Regions from separate parts of the Homo sapiens genome. Here region 2 is linked to region 1. A link is an interaction called in ENCODE POLR2A ChIA-PET data of the cell type or tissue named here. Cell type or tissue: GM12878. All regions are shown on one strand. Links, peaks and the distances in the headings refer to the core of each region. The heading gives the core; the rest is flanking DNA. Region 1 has its middle 9.5 kb from the start of CD226. Region 2 holds the start of CCDC102B (coiled-coil domain containing 102B).

Region 1 (5,388 bases), core at 248-5,247:
AGAGACGGGGTTTCACCATATTGGCTAGGCTGGTCTCGAACTTCATGTGATCCGCCTGCCTTGGCCTCCCAAAGTGCTGGGATTACAGGTGTGAACCACCGTGCCCAGCCATTGCCTGCATTTTCTATGCACTGCTGGTTACTTCTAGAGGCTTGGCTGCATTCAGGCTCAGCTACTCGGGGAAGAGGACTTCCTAGGTGGCGCTGCTTTCTTCCTGCTGCATCGTGTTGGGAGTCCCTCTCATGCCTGGCTGTGCCATATTTAGCAAGATTACGGCTGATCTGAGGGCTCAGGTATCGTCAGTCAGCAGCACGTTTCATCATAGGGTTCCCCATTAACCTTCCACCTCATGGTTTTAGCATCTATTAACAATTGTCTCCATCTATTATTTTAATAGGGGTTGCAAAATGGTGACTTAAAAAATAACTATGATTGTTTTTTCCACTTAGTAGCTGAATTTTCCTATAAAGAGAAACTCGGGTCACCTTGAATTATAATTTGTACAGGAAAGGCAGAGCAAATGCTTGATTCTTTCTTTCCTTACCCTTTGTTAGAACAGCAAGTTAGTGCCTTGGTGACCTTAGAAAAAAAGAGGAAGGAGGTAGCTGATGCGATGCTGCAACTAGGGATGTGATGACTTTTGCTGTTTCCTGCTTCTGTCAGCAACTGGTAAGGTTGAAGAGTGTCTTTGCTTTAAGTTGTTCAAAAAGCCTTTTGCAAGGGTCATGAAAAAATGTTGGAGAGAGGGCTCTTGTTGATCTCTGAGTGGTAATCTTCATTCTATCTCACTGCTTTCCCTCTTTACGTCCATTTGTTCTGCTGGTTAGAACATTTAGGACATCTGTTCTCTGGAGGGATAGGGCAATTTAATTTGTCTCAGGTTATTTTTATTGTTTGTTTTGTAATTTATTATCGATCATGTGATATTTCAACATTTCCCCTGTTTGCTGAGTAAAATTCTGTAGTTACCATGTTGGGGGAACAATGTTGCATCCTTGGGGCCAAGATACTGGGATGCCTGTGTTTCTTTGGAAATGATTCAAAGCTAAGTCTTGGGTTCTTTGTATTTATTACCATATTTCGAGAGCCTCCAAGAGGAAGCTAAATAAACCAGAGAGGATAAACCTCTACAGAGAAACAACAAAAGGTATCTCCATTGTGCCTCCCTTAAAAATAGCAATAGCTAAATAATAAAAATAAAAAACAAAATAGCAATAGCTTTATTATGGGTGATAAGGAGAAGGATGTGTGTGTGTGTGTGTGTGTGTGTGTGTGTGTGTGTGTGTTTGCCTGTGAACACTGAATTAGGGAGTGACCATGAAAAACTAATTTGGGAAAACCCCCCAGCCTGTATCAATCTGCATTTTGTGAGTCAGGGAGTAAGCAAAAGATACTTTCAAGCTAGGTCCCTGTAGGTATGAGCAGCAGCTACTGTCACGATAGATAGGATTTGCATTCACCCTATTGTGAACCACGTGGGTAGACGGTGACTGTTTCAGCCGATGTGTGAGGTTCACTTCAGGGCCCACTGAATAATTTTGAGGAAGAGTTTTGACTCAAAAGAAAACTTGTCTTTGGGTGTGTCCTGCAAAAATCAGTGGGTGTTTTGGGTCAAGACTGTTTTTGTCTTTTTCCTTGAGAAAATCGAAAATTGAGGCAAAAAAGCAGCCCCAACGATGGCAGATTGGAAACAAGATGGAATTGGGATTGTGATCACAATATGGAAACCTTACAGATGGAAGTCATTGCATGGCTTCGTCCTATTCTACAAGTGCTGACTGAGCACCTGGCATGGTCAAGGGCCCTGTGCAAGGATCTGATAGAGCAGGGATAAGAGACTTTACCTGGGCCTGGAAGTGCCTGTCAGGCTCTAGTAAAAAATGCAGCGAGTGAATAGGCATAATAGGATGTGGCAAGTATTTCAGTGAGGACATATTTGGGGTTCTCAGGAAACTCACAGGACAGATGTGGGCCCCAGGGAGAGTATAAGATACATTGGAGCTGAGACCTGCTGGATGGGAGAGGGATAAGAGGTGAGGAAACTCCACGTGCAAAGGCCCTGCCCCATTAGAGCATTGTCCTCAAATTACACAATGTAAGTTGGATGAGCAATAAAGGCTAGGAGTGAGCAGAAGACTTATAAGACATAACACTGGGAAAATGGCAGTCATCAATGACGCAGGCCTTGCAAGTCAGTAAGACATTTGGATATTCTCTTGGGGACAGTGAGGCATTGAAGGGAGTGACGAGAGTCAGGCAGGTGTTTGAGAAGGCTACTCTGGCTACCTCTGGCCCACAATAAGTCTTAGTAAACACTTGTGTCTTGAGAGGCAGTATTGCACTTTCTTCTCCCTTGCTTTCGTATATGCGGTGGTCCAGCAGAAGAGACCAGTCCTGTACCTGCGATGCATAATTAAATGTGCAGGGTAGGGCAGCCCCATGAGTGCCTTCTCACCTGTCAAACGTCCTTCCTTCCTAGTCTTTCTATGAATTTTACACACTAAAGCCTCAGCCACAATCCTTCATGGTGGTTTAACCAGCAGGGAACCTCCATAACCTAATAAATCAAAGGAATCAATAAAACTAACGTTGCCATGGCCTGGTGCAGCAAAAAACCTAGTGTTTCTAAGAGACAAAAGCTGCTAAACATGCAGGGTTCGTTCTCAGGAAACACCGACTTGTGTACTTTTTCTGTCGGAGAATGGGAGACAAAGAAAAAAAAAAGAGTATCTAGAAAGTAAGACCGAAACATACTTAGATATGGGCAGAGATAAGGAAGCCTCTTGACTTAAAAAGAGGGCTGAATCTAATGTGCTTTGATTGGCAGGAAAAAACACGAGGAAGAAAAGGCAAAGAAACAAACTGATTTCGGCGGGGAGTGTAGTTTCTATTTAGAGCTAGAACAAAGGAGAAGTGCGTCCTTTCAAATTATAGATTCTTTGGGGGAAAAGAGGGACAGAACTTTATCTGAGTTTGGAATGAGTCTGAGTAGCTGCAATAGTAAAGTTGCTTCCAGAAGCAGGTAAACTTGACTTCAAAAAACCCCGCTTCATGAAATATTAGTGATTCACTTCAGTTGCTATCTGAGGAAGTTCTGGTAGAGAGAAGAGCTCAAGAGCATGGGCAGAGTCAGCTCCTGAGTGGGCTGAACGCTCCCCTCAGCTCCTGCAGTGCTAATTAAGGGAGGGAGCAGCGGGGAGCTTGCAGTGACCAAGAGGGTGTTGAGGCTAGGAGGCCACGATAAACAGGATACGATAAAAGTCCTTAACCAAGACGCAGATGGGAAGAAGCGTTAGAGCGAGCAGCACTCACATCTCAAGGTTAGTAACCTTCTCAGAAAAAAGACTGGATGTGTCTGAGCTCAACTTTTTAAATGAATCGTGTGCGAAAGGGTGGGGGCTGCCAGTGAAACCATGGCAAGTTGATGCAGCAGGACAAGAGAGTTGCCGGAAAAAGCTGGAGTAAGTTAAGTGCTCGGTGTTCTGTGAACTGTTAGTTTAATGAGGGGTGCAGTTTGTAGTAAAAGGGTGCCAGTTAAGTACTTTTTCTCAGTCTGTCTCTAGAATTGTATTTATAATAGATCTGATCGTAAAGTTCTTGAGAATAAGAAAACTGAGCTAATTTTACCGGCATCTGGTCTGTCAAGCTTAAATCTTCCTTCTCTCCAGCAAGACTGAACAAGGATGAACTTAAATAATAAATGTCCATGATCCAAAGATTTATTATCCTACTCAAGGGTTGGGAAACTTTTTCTGTAAAGGGCCAGATAGTTAATATTTACAGCTTTGTGGGCCGTGTGGTGTCTGTCAGTTGTGACCTAACACCTCTTGGTTCCAGCATTGCAGCACAAAAACAGCGGTGGATGGTATGTAACCAAGTGAGCATGGCTGTCTCCAACCAAACTGTTTATGGAAATCAGTGGGCTGCGCCCAGCCCTCAGGCCATAGTTTCAGAACCCTGTCTTAGAGGATCCCTGCTGAACCCCAACTGGAGTCTTTGCGTTGACTGGAAGTGGGGTTCTACTGGTCACTCAGCAGTAGCCTCACTCCTGGGGACATGTGTATGACTTGCCAAGGTTCTAAGGGTATCGTGGTCTAGAGGAGACCATGTGGCCCACATTGGAAAGGTTCTCTTAATGAGATTATTTGAGGAAGGGAGCAGAAACCCAGACTATTGTGTTCCTGAGGAAATTTTTTTTTTTTTTTTTTTTTTGAGATGGAGTCTCGCTCCTTTGCCCAGGCTGGAGTGCAGTGGTGCGATGTCGGCTCACTGCAAGCTCTGCCTCCTGGGTTCACGCCATTCTCCTGCCTCAGCCTCCTGAGTAGCTGGGACTACAGGTGCCCGCTACCACACCCGGCTAATTTTTTGTATTTTTAGCAGAGACGTGGTTTCACCGTGTTAGCCACGATGGTCTCGATCTCCTGACCTCATGATCCGCCCGCCTCGGCCTTCACTTTGGGATTACAGGCGTGAGCCACCGCACCCGGCCTCCTGTGGAAATCTTACTGGAAGTATGAGCCTCTTAACAGCTGGGGCATCCCAGCAGAAGGCAGGCAAACCCTCGCATCTGAGAAGGAGTGGAGGGAGCAAACGACCTCTCACACTATAATCTTCCCAGCCCCAGTCACTTGTTCTGAGTTTAGCTAGATTTTCTGTTCACAGTCCTCTGCTTTCCAGCATGTGAATAGTTTTCCAAGCAAGTGTCGAAAGGTATCAGAGCAGATTCTCCATCACACACATCAGGTGTTTTTGCATAAACTGGGGAAGGTGGGGTCATTGAGTAGACACTAGGAGACTCCTCCCAATGCTCAGAAACCATAGAGACATCTGGGGAAGCAGGACATATTGTAGGTAGCAGAAACAATGAAACTGAGGTGACAGGGAAGGTTCTACCTGGGTGGACAGCCTACAGGAAGAAGAACAGTGTGGCTGAAGAGTGTTCCCCGTCCCCACCCACCCAGGCCACCTAGGAGTCTGCATTCAGAGGCAAGCTTGTGAGATGAATTCATGCTCATGTGGTTAGCTGAGACATTTTTAATAGTAGAGAAATCCAGTAATATTTTGATTAATGACTTCCTTGAGGACAAAGCTCTTTTATACAGACAGCTCTATTAGAAAAAAAACCTCAAGCCAAAATCCCTTCATAAATCATGCAAAAAATGGCTGCTGACACAACAAAAATAGCTCAAGCGCTGTCTCTATTTGTCTTTGGTTAGATGTTGATAAATAGGGCTCATCTCTAGCAAAGTCGTAACAGCTGGACTTTGTCTTCAGCTGCAAGTCTTTCTGCCCCTTTCATTCGAATCTGTGACCTCTAGGACCCTCAATTCCAGGGTGCAAATACACAAGTTCTCTTCATCTCTTGACTAGTTGGCTCTGGATGCCTTG
Region 2 (5,388 bases), core at 93-5,092, 1.2 Mb after region 1:
ACCTCCAATACAATATCTAGTTTTCCATTTTACAATCAAGGTCTCAAGCTCACAATCTCCATTGAGCATCTACAATTAGTCAGGGCACTGAGGATGGAGCACTAGTTATACAAAATGTCTTCTATAGAATATATTCTTAGAATGCAACCTAAACCTGTACAAAAATAAAATCTCAAGGTCAGTGACCAAATCTTTGCATTTCAACTATCCTCATCTGTTTTCGTGTACGGCAAAAAGATACTCCTTCAGTAAAGCCTACTTAATGATAGTATGATTCTAAACTAGTAGGCAGTATGTTCATAAAATGATAGCATAGTTACCATCATGTATACATTGAACAAAAAAACCTCGTTGTTATGAAATAAGCTATAATTTTTATTTCATTGAAAAAAAAGAAGAAGAAAATGAATGTTATCCCAGATACTAGTTCTACTTTGAGAAGAAGTAATGTCTTTAAGGTTTGGATATATGAAGGAAAACATGTTAATAAATAAGTTCTATTCTTTTTTACTGTGAATGTACTGTATTTCACACTATCTATTACAATGTGAATTTTATTTATGCTTTTCACCTATTGAAATGAAACTTATACAATGCCTTTATTTGATAATAACTTGGTCATTCCATAGTTTTAAGAGTATTTGGTCGCTGAGTGTTCGTTGATACCATGTATCAAAAAGAAACAGAGGAAAGTCAGTACATCCCCAGTGTTATTCCTGGCCACCTCACACATCTCATTTGTGAATAGGTAATATTCAGTGCAAATCAGTGATGACATTTTCTTTGAGAATGCAAAAGATACCTTCTCTAAGTAGATTTAAGAAAATGTAAGAGAGAGAAAAGCATAAGTGTTGAATCTGAGGGCCGCTAATTTAAATGTAAAAATTACCCCTTATTTGCAGCGTCAGTCTCTTCTCTCAATTCCCAAAGGAAAAGTGTGGCCCAACTGATAGAACAGTAATTCGTCTGGATTTATAGAATATCGGAATGGATCTTTGGGCTGTTGTCTCACGACCTCCTCCCTGCACCCTAAAATCCCAGTGTCCACTTCAAACCATTCTGCTCGACTTCTGCCAGATTCACATTCCTAGAATACCAGCACAACATCGTGGAAATAGCTCTGGAGCCAGAAAGACATTATTTGAAATTCTGGTTCCCTCACTTTCTTTATCTGTGGCTTTAAGCAAATCATTGAACGTTTCTGAACAGCAGGTTCCTTCAAGTGCAAAATGAAAATAATGTGTAAAATAATGTTCATTTTCTTGCAAAGCTATCAAAATTGTGGATATGTATGTAAATCACCTTGCAAGCAGAAAATGCTATTATGTGTTGGCAAAATGATGATGATGATGATTATGGTAAAGATGATGAAAAGAGGCACAGATACTCCACCTCTTTTCAGAAACTTGCAATTGTCCCCTTTGTATGATATGTAAAGGCCACATTTTTCTGTGTGCAATGTTAAGATGCTCTATCAATTTTTCCTGTTCTATGTATTGAGTACAACGTCTGATACTCACAAAGGTATATTTTTTCTGCTCCAATCAGATAAATTACTCACCATTCTTTTATGCTCTATGCTAATTTGTGTTCAAAACCCTTTTTGCCAATTACTTCTTCAAAGTAGAGTATTCCTCTTGCTTTCAGCACCTATCCAAGTTCCACTAGTTTTTCAAGACTAAGTTCAAGAAGTTGAACTTTTCTTTAAAGCCTCTGGCATCTCTTTAGGACTCACATACCTGCTAAAAAGGGAATTTCTGAATATTTTGGCATTATGGCAGAATTCAATTGGTCTTGTAATATCAGCATAAGAGATATGACGACCTGAGAGCATTTCTTGTATTTTAAGAATTACAGCCATTGTTTTGTAACTGTAATAATTAGATGAAACATTCATAAATTACCTTGAAGCCAAACCCATAGTGAGGCCCAGAAACAATGTCCCAGTGATCAAGCAATTATTGAATCCAATGATAACATATGAAGGATGCAAAAGAGAGACAATGAAATTATCTATGATTTCATAAGAACATAGGATATTTTGGAAAATAAAGCAATTCACATAAAGCATTTTTCTGAATATATTCAAATAGGTCACACAAACCTACACAGATATTGTATCGCTAACTTATAAATCTTCTTTCTAATTTATTGCTTTCATTAAAATATGAAATAGAATTCAAGAATATTTACTGGATATATAAAAATATTTATTGGCAATAACATATTTTACTAACAAGAGAATATTTACTCAAAAGTTGTAATAACACCATTTCCCATGAAAATTATTAGCAAAAACACATTCACATTATTTTAGAAAACAGAAAAACTGGTATTGATGTAAATAAGAATATCAATAAATATTTTATATATTTTGGTCCTATGTTACTGACATATTTCTAATTATATTTTTTGACGAATCTTTCTTATATTTATATTTAATAAATGTACTCACTTGACATTCAATTGATAATTTATCTTTGCAGAAAACGTAAGCAAATGCTTCCCAAAGGTTTCCAGAGATTTTTTTTCAGTTTTATAATTTACTTCTATATAGCTAAGCATTACTTTTTATTATGCACAGGATTTTATTATTTTATTCTGTATCCCTGTCTCCTCCACACTATACAGGTAGCATGTAAAGAAATCAATATTCATGCTAAGTTTGAAATATACTTTCCATTAACGAATACAAGAATTTAGCATGAAGACTCAACAATTGAAAAGAATTCAAGGTACATGAGGCATAGATAGGAGGATTTCCATAACAATTTTACTTTTTTACTGTAAGAATATAGATTACTTCAAACACAATGACTAATTCACATTCATTTGGAACAATGAAACAAAATTTTAATATCAACATATACTATTACTGTCTAAATGTAGAGTCGAAATTCTTACCTGAGTTTTGCTTAGTATACAGTTATTTTTTAAAGACAGGAAATGTATGACAAATTGTCAGGATAATAACACCCACAGTGGAAAAATGAAAGGGGAAAGGAAGGAATCACTTTAAAAAGAAACTCCAAATCCTTCTGCTTCCCAGCTCTACAGTAGTTTTGCTCTGCATCTTGTAAGCAACTGTCTTTGCTCTGAGAACAACACATGCTGTACCTCAGCAGGAAAATATAAAAATTAAATAGAAAACCACAAGGTTATTAAACACTCTTACCCTCTGGGCTTGCTGGGCTGCTCCAGTGTCTCAGTTGCAGCCACATGTGTAAACAACAGAATTTCCTGCATCCTTTTCTCATCCGTACAGTTCTGGAGTCCTAGCCAACAGGATTATTTCCAGCATTAAGGGCACTCCACACAAACTCAAAAAAGATTCCCATTGGTTGTGAAGTTTTATTGAAACCACTACCACAACCCCCTCTTTGGATCACCATTGAGCCAACCAAAATAAAACCATTTTTAATGTTCCCTAAGTATGGTTATCCAAAGCTTTCCATACAACCATTTGAAACCTGTACTGTGGATGAAAAAGAAAAAGACACCCACGCCTTGATCCACAAGTGTTCTTAATGTTTAATTACAACAGTATAACTTGTAATAATAATAGAAAAACTAAAATAGCAAAGCAAAAAAAAAAAAAAGCCCAGGAAGTACCTATCTGAAAAATATTTAAAAGGAAATTATACTGCACATTACAGGAACAATATAAAATATTCATCCAATCTGATTTGCATTAGATTGCACAAAAGCAAAAGAAATCATATTTAATAAAAGATTTGAGTATACAAATCATGAAACAATAACTGCATGTCAAAACCCTTGATTGTGGTCACATTGGCAGGAATTGTGAGCTGTAGTCCCCGGGGTGCCCAGTGAAAGCTCTCTGGCCCCTTTCCCTGGGGAAAAAGAATATGAAGTAGCTTTCCATTGACATGACTCAGCTGTCAGGAAGTGTTCTGATGGGGGTTGAGGGGGGAGGCGAGAGATCACATAAAAAAGAGCTTCTCTGGTTGAAACTAGCAGCAAAAAAATGTCCAAAGTAAAAAAGAAAAGTCAAAAGGTAACAGGATAGCCTTGCTCCTTTTAAGTAGCAAAAAAACAACATTTGAAATTTAGGCAATAAATGTCTTCAAATTATTTTATTTTTCACCCTTCCCTAATTTGTAGGCTTATTACGGTGTTATCATCTATCTCTACTTAACATTCTTTTCCCACTTACTTTCTGATGCAATGGAAAAGGTGGCCATCTTCCTGTATAAAGCCAATTGACCCATCGAGCTAAACTTAATCATGATTCTCTCTCCTCTATCTTTGAACGTTCCCTCCTGTCCGGATTTTCCCCACGTGATGTTAAATACCATACATTCTCTAGTCAATTTCATGTATGCCAATGAACTTTACTTTTAATTCAGTCATTTTCACTTTCAGGTACCATTCTTTCTGTCATGGCCAAATGATTGAAAGTTCTCCAGCCAAGAATTTTATTTAGTCTTGCATCCACCTGATTTTAATTCATCAAAGTGACAATACACACACACACACACACACACACACATGCATGTACATAAATATTCTATTTATTTTTAATTTTTCTAACTCACCTCAATCCTTCTAGTTGACATCTACACAGCCTTTCATACTGTTCACAACCCTGCCCACATGAAGACATCTCTTGTCTTGGCATAACACTCTCCTGGTTTTCCTCTTGACCTCTTTTGCTGGCCCTTCTCACCCTCTTTGATGATGCCTCATCCTCCATCCATCCTTTGGTGTGCATCACATATGTTCTTAGATAAATCTACATATAAATGGTATATTCTCTCTCTGGATAAAGCCACCCATCCTCATAGTTTAAATTACCATCTTTCTTTTTAGATGACTCCCAAATATCTACTTTTAGACCCAATGACTGTCTGAATTTTCAATACTCATATTTGTCAGCCCACTATACCCCTCAACTAGAAAATTACACAGATATGGCATCAGCTTATCTAAACTGAAATCATCATCTCTCCATGGACCTGCTGTGTTATCTATGTAAATGTCAACCCAGTTTTACAGTTTCCCAAAGAAAAATTCTGGAAGTCATCCTTGACTCCTTCTATTCTATATCAAATCCAGCACTAGTTCCTTTTGATTATACTTCAATAATTTGCCCAGTCTTCTTTTCTCACTGCCACTACTCTGGTTCAGACAACCATCATGATCTTTCTAGATCACTGCAGTGTCTCTCTGTCTCTTAAATTGTCTTTCTTCTCCCAGCTTTCTTCTGCTCCATCTTTAAAAAGATACAGTAGTCTATTTCCGGTACTTATGCACTTGAAGTCCATGAAGGTTTTTTAATCTTTTTGTCAACTCCCTTCTTCATAATACATTGGCTTTTCTTGGCTTCTAAACCACAACTTTTCTAGATTATGTTTTCATCTTTCT

Evidence for each region. Peaks named below come from ENCODE experiments on the same cell type or tissue, not always from the same donor. Only the 100,000 strongest peaks of a DNase experiment are listed, where the experiment ranks them.
Region 2: POLR2A ChIA-PET joins it to region 1 with 5 read pairs; 2 of 35 experiments call an interaction of 5 or more read pairs at or near these places.

The regions. Positions count from the first base shown.
Region 1 is chr18:69,954,687-69,960,074 of GRCh38, reverse strand. It overlaps a transcript of CD226 not described here. Among named protein-coding and RNA genes, the nearest start is that of CD226, 9.5 kb to the right of the region's middle. In GM12878, for the core only: no CTCF peak of the experiment used is centred there; no DNase peak of the experiment used is centred there; H3K4me3 peaks cover 507 bases; H3K27ac peaks cover 4,154 bases.
Region 2 is chr18:68,795,969-68,801,356 of GRCh38, reverse strand. CCDC102B (coiled-coil domain containing 102B) reads right to left here and starts at 3,277. Exons shown (of 8, transcript NM_024781.3): 1 at 3,176-3,277. In GM12878, for the core only: no CTCF peak of the experiment used is centred there; no DNase peak of the experiment used is centred there.